Linked DNA regions of Homo sapiens: region 2 is linked to region 1. Evidence: read pairs that join two places in POLR2A ChIA-PET (ENCODE). Cell type or tissue: GM12878. All regions are shown on one strand.

The links. ChIA-PET counts read pairs that join two places held together with the same protein. Peaks named below come from ENCODE experiments on the same cell type or tissue, not always from the same donor. Only the 100,000 strongest peaks of a DNase experiment are listed, where the experiment ranks them.
Region 2: POLR2A ChIA-PET joins it to region 1 with 6 read pairs; 1 of 35 experiments calls an interaction of 5 or more read pairs at or near these places.

Annotation. Positions count from the first base shown.
Region 1 is chr18:55,238,885-55,242,884 of GRCh38, forward strand. All of the region lies in intron 15 of TCF4 (transcription factor 4), which reads right to left. Among named protein-coding and RNA genes, the nearest start is that of LINC01929, 120 kb to the left of the region's middle. RefSeq lists an enhancer at 2,346-2,455. In GM12878, no CTCF peak of the experiment used is centred here; a DNase peak (open chromatin) is centred at 2,315; H3K27ac peaks cover 1,620 bases.
Region 2 is chr18:55,067,611-55,071,610 of GRCh38, forward strand. No RefSeq gene overlaps it. Among named protein-coding and RNA genes, the nearest start is that of LINC03035, 16 kb to the right of the region's middle. RefSeq lists an enhancer at 2,173-2,402. In GM12878, no CTCF peak of the experiment used is centred here; a DNase peak (open chromatin) is centred at 2,121; H3K27ac peaks cover 972 bases.

The DNA of each region.
Region 1 (4,000 bases):
AAGCAGACATAGGTCATACTATGAATGGGCCACCTTAATGACAGGCATTTTCCCGGTCCAGAGAGCTACAAACGAGGAAGGGGGGATAAGATCATGTAGTCCAAACACAGGCGGCTTGGCCTGTCCCGTCCACATATTGACTGGTACATGTAGGTGTAAATGTCTGAGTTACATTGTATCTTAGGTCAAATTATATTCAAATTCCAACACAGCTATTTGAATTCTCCTGTGTGAATTTGTCAATGGAAATAATTAAATGTCATTAGATATGCAATAATTATTTTGAATCACGTAAGCACCATATAATTTTAAATAACCTTAGTTTCCAAGAAAGGGCTTGACAAACTGATAGAAACACTTTTAAATCACAGAACTTAGACGTCGAGGGCTTGGAGGACCTTGGTTATATATCAGTTAGGTCAAACTCTTCATTTTACAAAGAAAGCTAAGGCCAAGAATGGTGAAGTGACTTAAGATCCAACTTTCGATGCTTAGTTGGAGATCTAAAACAGATTTTGAACTCAGAAAACTTACAACACTGAACAATTATATAGGAGAGGGGAGGAGAGTTAGGGGGCAAGATGCGTTTATTTCCCAGAGCTTTTGTTTTAAAACAGTGTGTGTGTGTGTCCATACATGTATACACACACCTAGGTACAAGCATATAACATACATATATATACGTACATATATAGATAGAGGAAAATCATTTCCTTTTTCTTTATTGCAGGGGGAAAATCATAGTTCATTAACTCAGGCCAAGGCCAAGATGTCTAACTAAATTATAAAATTTAATATTTGCCACGATCCCTCCAACATAAACAGATTTAAAAGACATGCAGATTCAAATTAGGTGGCTGTTGGCAAGGCTGTTTTTATATGGAGATGCATTCAGCATTGTGGTAAATATCCTTGTCCTTATCCTCTAGCTAACAACAAACACCACAAACAAAAAAGACATTCAATATTTTTGCTCTCTTTGTTTCCAGGGAGTATTGTGAAAGTAATTATTCTGTTGTATTTAAGAGGCCTATTTCATGGATGGGAAAATGTATTAAATTTCATTTGGCAGTTATTCAATCCTAGTTAATGTTATCTCCAGAGATAACTGCTTCAAAACAGGCTTTCAGACCTCAGTCACTTCTATTCTACCATAATCCTTCTAAAAGAGTATACAATGGGAACTTTAGGAAACTTGTCATCAGTTTCTAGACCAAGTGATAATGACACAAAACTGGATATACTATTATAAACATTTTGGTACATCAAAATTAAAGTTTGCTATTAATGGCATCTGGTTTCCAATTTTGGACATAGATTTTTTTGGTTTTTAGAAAGAAGAACAACAACAAAATGGGACAAAGACAGAAGTCCTGGTAACTGCAACTTACTGTTACTTTTCTCTGTTGTTTTTCCATTAACACAAAAGAAAAGCTGATGGGTTTTCACTGTAATTAGAAACCCATTGATACAGAAAACAGTTTTGGTGTCTGAACTGTAATCTCCCCATGAAATATCAATTATACATGACAGTTGTAGAGTACTAGATTTCAGTTTCAATTATCTTGCCAGACCTCTGTCATATTAGAGGAAAGCAAACTTATTTTCTCAAATGTGCAAAACACCATTTAGTACAAAAGTGCATCTTTTAAAGAGGTGGGAAGCGGTCATGCAAACTTTTTTAATGGCTCACAGATGGGAATTAGGAAGTTCATGGAATGGCAGCAGTAGATAGATACTGTGAGGAACAACACTAGAGGCACAGAGGCTCTGCAGAAAACAAGACCTACCTCTAATAACCACCTGTTGTGGGAGAAAGAGCTAACATCTGGGACACTCCAACCACAAACATAATTTCCATATTTCTCAGTTTAAAAAATTATCAGATGATTTTTCTTTAGTACATGTGATTAAACCTTTAAGAGACTTTTCATTAACATCAGATCTGGATTCAATTCTTTTGTTTGGATTTTTACTTGATTCTTAACATGTATGTCGGGAGAAGATTTCATAACTGTCTTGAGAACACCTACATTGTTTTCCAGAAACATCACAGCTTCTCTTATGTTCTGTATGAAATGTAAGGTAATTCCTTATTGTGCAATTCTTGGAGATTTATTTAATATTGATTCTCCAGATAATAAAGTAATTTTCAAGAGGATTTAAACATGATCTAAATGATCCTGACCTTGGCAGTGCTTGTCTATCATATGATCAGCTGGGCTGAAACTCCCCTGGATGTTCACCAAAATGGTTAAATGAATGATTCTATGATATAGTTCAAGAAATGCAAACGGATGTGAGCCGACCTCAGTTCATCTTTCTTGTACTAACTCATACGTTCCATCTATTAAAACTGTTTCATTTCTCTCTTCTGTGTCCCACACCCTCAATTCTCGACATCATTTTCCTATACAGTGGAAACCATAACTGGAGAGAGCTCACCTAGCGGGGACACTGGCAGATTAACAGAGCCCATTCCTCTATCTCTTCCTTGCTCCACATAGCAGGCTAGTAAGTAGATGGTATGGAACTAAAGTTAATCCATCCTAGTGAACCAAACATATCTAGCACAGAGAATATGGTGAAGTCTAGCAATTATGTGTAAACAGCTTTTGTTTAAAGGAAAAGACAACTGGACACTTGATTTACACTTGGAATTCTGAATGCCTGAAGTGCAAGCATACCTGTGAGAGTGCACAGTCATGCTGCTGACCTCCACACAGTTTTTAGCCAGTCCAGGTGGCCCATCCCTAAGGATCCCTAGGGATTTACCATTACCCATTGGCCTTTATTTCTTAAATGCTTTTCTTGTTATTCAAGTAACACATGCTTACTGTAATATATTTGAAAAGAGAGTAGAAGTATAAAGAAGCTCACCTAAACGAATGAACCATTTCTTCCCCATCACTTTCCAAATACTCATCTTTTAAATGCAATATTCTCTCTCCATCAGTTGATGCAATATTAAGGCTTCAGCCTGGCTCTTGCTTGCTGTATGGATCCAGTCTAAGAGGTCCACCTTGTGCTGATGCATCCTTCACCTAGACTCCCAGGACCAATGCAGTTCCCTCCTATTTTTAAATTCCTCACTATCAATGTTCAATTACCTACGCATGGCCTCTCATCTGCTGGGTTAACGCCCACATCACTAAGGCTTGAGCAAAGCCCTCCCTGCTCTGTCTGCTGGGCTAGTTTTTTCCTCCTAACTCACCAACTGCTTCTCTTTTATTAGCCTCACAGATCCCCTCACTCTCTGACCCTTCAGGGCTGAGTGGATCTCCAGAAATCTCCACTTTCTTGTCACCTCACGAGCTCACTATGCATTACAGACACCACCCTTAAAACACATTCAAGGTCATTGTTGAATGGTGCAGGGCATAAACTTCAATAAGTTTGTTTTGCTGCCATTCGTAAAGCCTATACTTGTCTCCATTTGTGGGCATCCCATCCCAAGGACAGGAACTGCACAGGTCACTGCACGGGAGTGTAATAGTACAATGTGCAGTTAGATGCTTAGCAAATGATGACACAAATGCTATGGATCTGTGAGACTATGTCTGAAATTTAATTGTTTGATATTGCCAAATATACATTTAGCATGTTTCTATCAAATAAACATTTCACTTAATTTGACAAGCGCCTTATGAAAGTGTACTATATGCAAGGCACTACATGGGCATTTGCAAGGAAAAATAAACACGTCTATGACTTTGCAGGCACTGATTTTTTTTTTTTTTTTTAAGATGGAGTGTTGCTTTGTTGCCCAGAAAGGAGTGCAGTGGCATGATCTTGGCTCACTGCAACCTCCGCCTCCCGGGTTCAAGCGATTCTCCTGCCTCAGCCTCCCCAGTAGCTGGGATTACAGGCGTGCACCTTTACGCCCAGCTAATTTTTGTATTTTTAGTAGAGACGGGGTTTCACCATGTTGGCTAGGCTGGTCTCGAACTCCTGAACTTGTGATCCTCCCGCCTTGGCTTCCCAAAGTGCTGGGATTACA
Region 2 (4,000 bases), 170 kb before region 1:
CCAGAGTTTGATTTCCTTGAACAGAATTTCAACTGTAATACAGGCAAATAAGCAACTATGAGGACTCCTCGGAGGATACTTCCCATCCTCCATCTCTGAATGCTAGGAACACAAAAGCCAGAGGTTGGAGGAAAGTAGAAAGTAGAGATTTTATTTTATTTTATTTTATTTATTTATTTTTGCCATCCAAGGGATGGAATGGTATAACAGTGTTGCTAGTTTTTAATGACCATACAATTTTTGATTCTCCTCCCATCAAGAAGTGAGATCTTTGAACCCTCCCCTTGAATCTGGGTGGGCTTCTGTGACCACTTTGACCAATTAAGCATGATGGAAGCAATGCTTGTGACTGCCGATGTTAGGTCATAACAGGCCATGCAACTTCCACCTTGTGCTCTTGGAATACTCATTTTGGGGAAAACCAGGACCCCTGCAAGAAATTCAAATAATCTGCAGCTACTGTGCTGCAGATGCTAAATGAGAGGGCTTTGTCAACAGTCCCAGCTGAGCCCCACTTTCCAGCCGTCCCCACCAAGGCACCAGACATGTAAGTCAGGCTGTCTTGGCTCCTTCAGACCAGCCCTTCTGCCAGCTGAGAACCACTTATTTATTATTGGTAAATGCTGGGTATGAAAAAAAAAAACAACCAAATGAGCCCTGCCTGAATTCCTGAACTATGCAATCCATAGGATATAATAAAATGGATATTGTCTTAAGCTTCTAAGTTTAGGGAGGGTTTGCTATGCAGCAATGCTGCCCGGAACAGAAGGGCGCATGGCCTGAGGGTAAACTGTCAAAGGTCCTGCTGAGGGTGATCTGGGATGGAGAGGAATGATTGTTCACAAGTTGATGCTGCCAAGTGGGTCTGAATTGGAGGGCAGGGAAGATAAGGATGCTCCTCCATTGGCTTTTTTTTTCTTTTACTTTTTATTTTTCTTTTTTAAGATAGGGTCTCATTCTGTCACCCAGGCTGGAGTGCAGTGGCAAGAACGTGGCTCACTGCAGGCTTGACCTCCTGGGCACAAGGGATCCTGCTGCCTCAACCTCCCATGTAGCTGGGACCACAGACACATGCCGTCATGTCCAGCTAATTTTTTTTATTTATCTATTTTTTGTAGTGATTGGGGTCTTACTTTGTTGTCCAGGTTGGTCTTGAACTCCTGGTCTCAAGAGATCCTCCCACCTCAGCCTCCCAAAGGGATTACAGGTGTGAGCCACTACACCCAGCCCCCACTGGCTTTTGAAATAGGAATACTATCAAAACCCTCACACTCTTAACTCCCTATTGAATAACAAGCCTCTACTGAAGTCACAATAGGCAAGGGTCCTGACAACCTATTTTGTGGCCCCACTGTGTTACTTAAGGATTGTATTAGTTGACTAGGGTTGCCATGACAAAATACCACAAACTAGGTAACTTAAGCAACATAAAGCTATGATCTTACAGTTCTGGAGGCTAGATGTCTGAAATCAAGGTGTCTGTAGCGTTGGCTCCCTCCTAGGCCTGTGAAGTAGAATCTGTTCCATGCTTCTCTGCCAGTTTCTGATGGTTTTCTGGCAATCTTGGGCATTCCTGGGCTTATGGAAGCTCACCCCAGTCTCTGCCTTCATCTTCACATGGTGTTTCTGTGTGAATATCTATGTTCAAATGTTTCCTTTTTATAAGGACACCAGTCTTACTGAATTAGAGCCCATCCAATGACTTCTTCATAACTCAGCAAATTACATCTGCAATAACCTTATTTCCAAATCTGGTCACATTCTGAGGTACTAGTATTAGGGTTCCAACCTATGAATTTTGGGGGCAATTCAACCCATAATACGAGCTGCGTAATCTTGTACTATTATGGAAAATAATAATAAACCTCCGCTATTAGCTCAAAGAGATGCTGAGGGAGTTAAATAATCTAGGTAAACTGGAAAAGGCTGTGCATTGGTTTCAATGCCGAAATCTCCCTGCTCCCACCCTGAGCGACGCAGCATGCGAGGTGTGAGGTGTGATGTCCCACAAGCCAGGTGCTCAGATGCTGTGCCTACATGAGGGTGTGGGCTGAATGGGAGTCTCGGTGGCATTTTGCAAGGGGATTTTTTTGTCTGGTGTTTCTGTGCTGCGTGGGATGGAGCTCATTTATGTTATTTTCACTTCCTACATTAGCAATGGCAGGTGCACAGTTATGGAGAACTTCATCCCTCCCTGTCTGCTTCAGGGGTTTGTGTGTGGTCAAGTGGGACTGAAGAAAAGTAGCACACTCAACACAAGGGGTACAAGACAGCAAAGAATTCCATCCAGGCTACTTCTCTCATGCTGTCCAGCTGGGACAGGTCACAAGAAGGGGGTAATATTTTAGAGATCTTAAGGCAGGGATCTCAGAGTCCAGGAGACAAAGATGACTGCTGAAATTCATCACCTGCAGCCACTTCTCTCCTTCCTCAGCTCACTCTCAATGGACACTTGACCCATTACCCCCGGAGCCCTTGAAGCAGATGAACACAGCAGCAGTGTGTCCATGACTGCCAGGGGAGAGATGCCTTGGGAAGCCCTGTCAGAGGGGCCTGAGTTTACAGGAAAAGTCTAGTTTCCCAGCAAGGGAGACAGGCATTTTTTACTCATTTTATCAAGGCCAAGTTGATTTGGAACCAGTGCCCACTGATTGCCTGAATGGAGGTCAGGACTGTGTCGAAAATCTGGGCACATTTCCCTTTAAGCATTTGCACGTTCCATATTTGAAAGCCAAATCTGAGTCCAGGGACAAAATCTGCTTTAGTGAGGGCATCTGGGTGTCCTGGGATGAGATTGTGCAAAGCAGCCCATCAGAATTCCAGGCCCTGGGATCTTCCATGAAACCTCCCTCCGGTTTTACTGGGATAAAATGAAGATGAGATGACTGAAACCAAAGCTCCTAGGGAAGGAGAAATCTCAAGGAATAGTGTATCAGCTGACATTCTCTGGGGCTGCTATCTCAAAGCCTAAAGCAGAGAAACGGAAAAAGTCTGCTCCCCGGTAAGAAGAAAATCACCAGTTTGAATTGCAGAATATGCACTCAATTCACCCTCTATCCATCATACAGATGGGCATCTCCCTGCAGCTTTGTCCTGTCTCTTTTGCATCCTTCCCCTCCCCATGCCTGTTCTCTTCTCCTCTACAATTATGTTCTTGACTCTATGTGTGTCATAGAAAGAAATAAAATTTCAGGTTTAGGAGCTGGGGTTCTCAAAGTATGCTCTGAGGTCAACCTACATCAGAATTACCTCTTAGGATAGAGAAAGGCATCAAAAATCAGAGTTCCCAGCTCTGTCTTAAGCCTGTAGAAAAAGCAATTTCTGGAGGTGGCATCTGTTTAGGTTCTTGGTATCAAAGTGCGGTCCGAGGATCAGCAACACCAACAGCACCTGGAAGCTTGTTAGAAATGCAGGCTCTCAGGCGACATCCTGGACCCACTGAGTCAGTGACTGCATTTTAGCAAGCAAGCCCTTCCCTCCCCACCGCAGGTGAATCCCAGAGGCATTTATGCATATTAATGCTAAAGGGTCTATTAATTATCTGACCCTCCAGACCCAGAGCTGGGTTTCCCACCCAACCCTGTGGTCTTAGTAGCAAGACAATGATTCAAGAGACACTTTGGCCAGCTGCCCTCGATTTCCATTCTATTTCATCTGGATTAAAATAGCAAAGAAACTACAAAGCAGCTTCTTGGGACCTGACTTGTCAGCATCGTATCTTCCCTGCCCCCACCCTGACACTGTCTTTAGACTTCACATTTCCTGATTTGCAAAGCACAAACAATATTTATTATAGCACCAGTGGAATCTTTGCGTGGAATAAGAGACCCAGCTTTATCCATTCACATTTGGTCTAGCACTTCTTTTCGAATATGGCCAATATTATTTCTAGGTGCCTCACACTGACCTTTCAGTGAAGCACTCGTATGTGTATAAAATACCTATGAAGTGATAAAAAGAAATTGATGGTTACTTCCAGGGAAAGAAAGAAGGTGGCTTT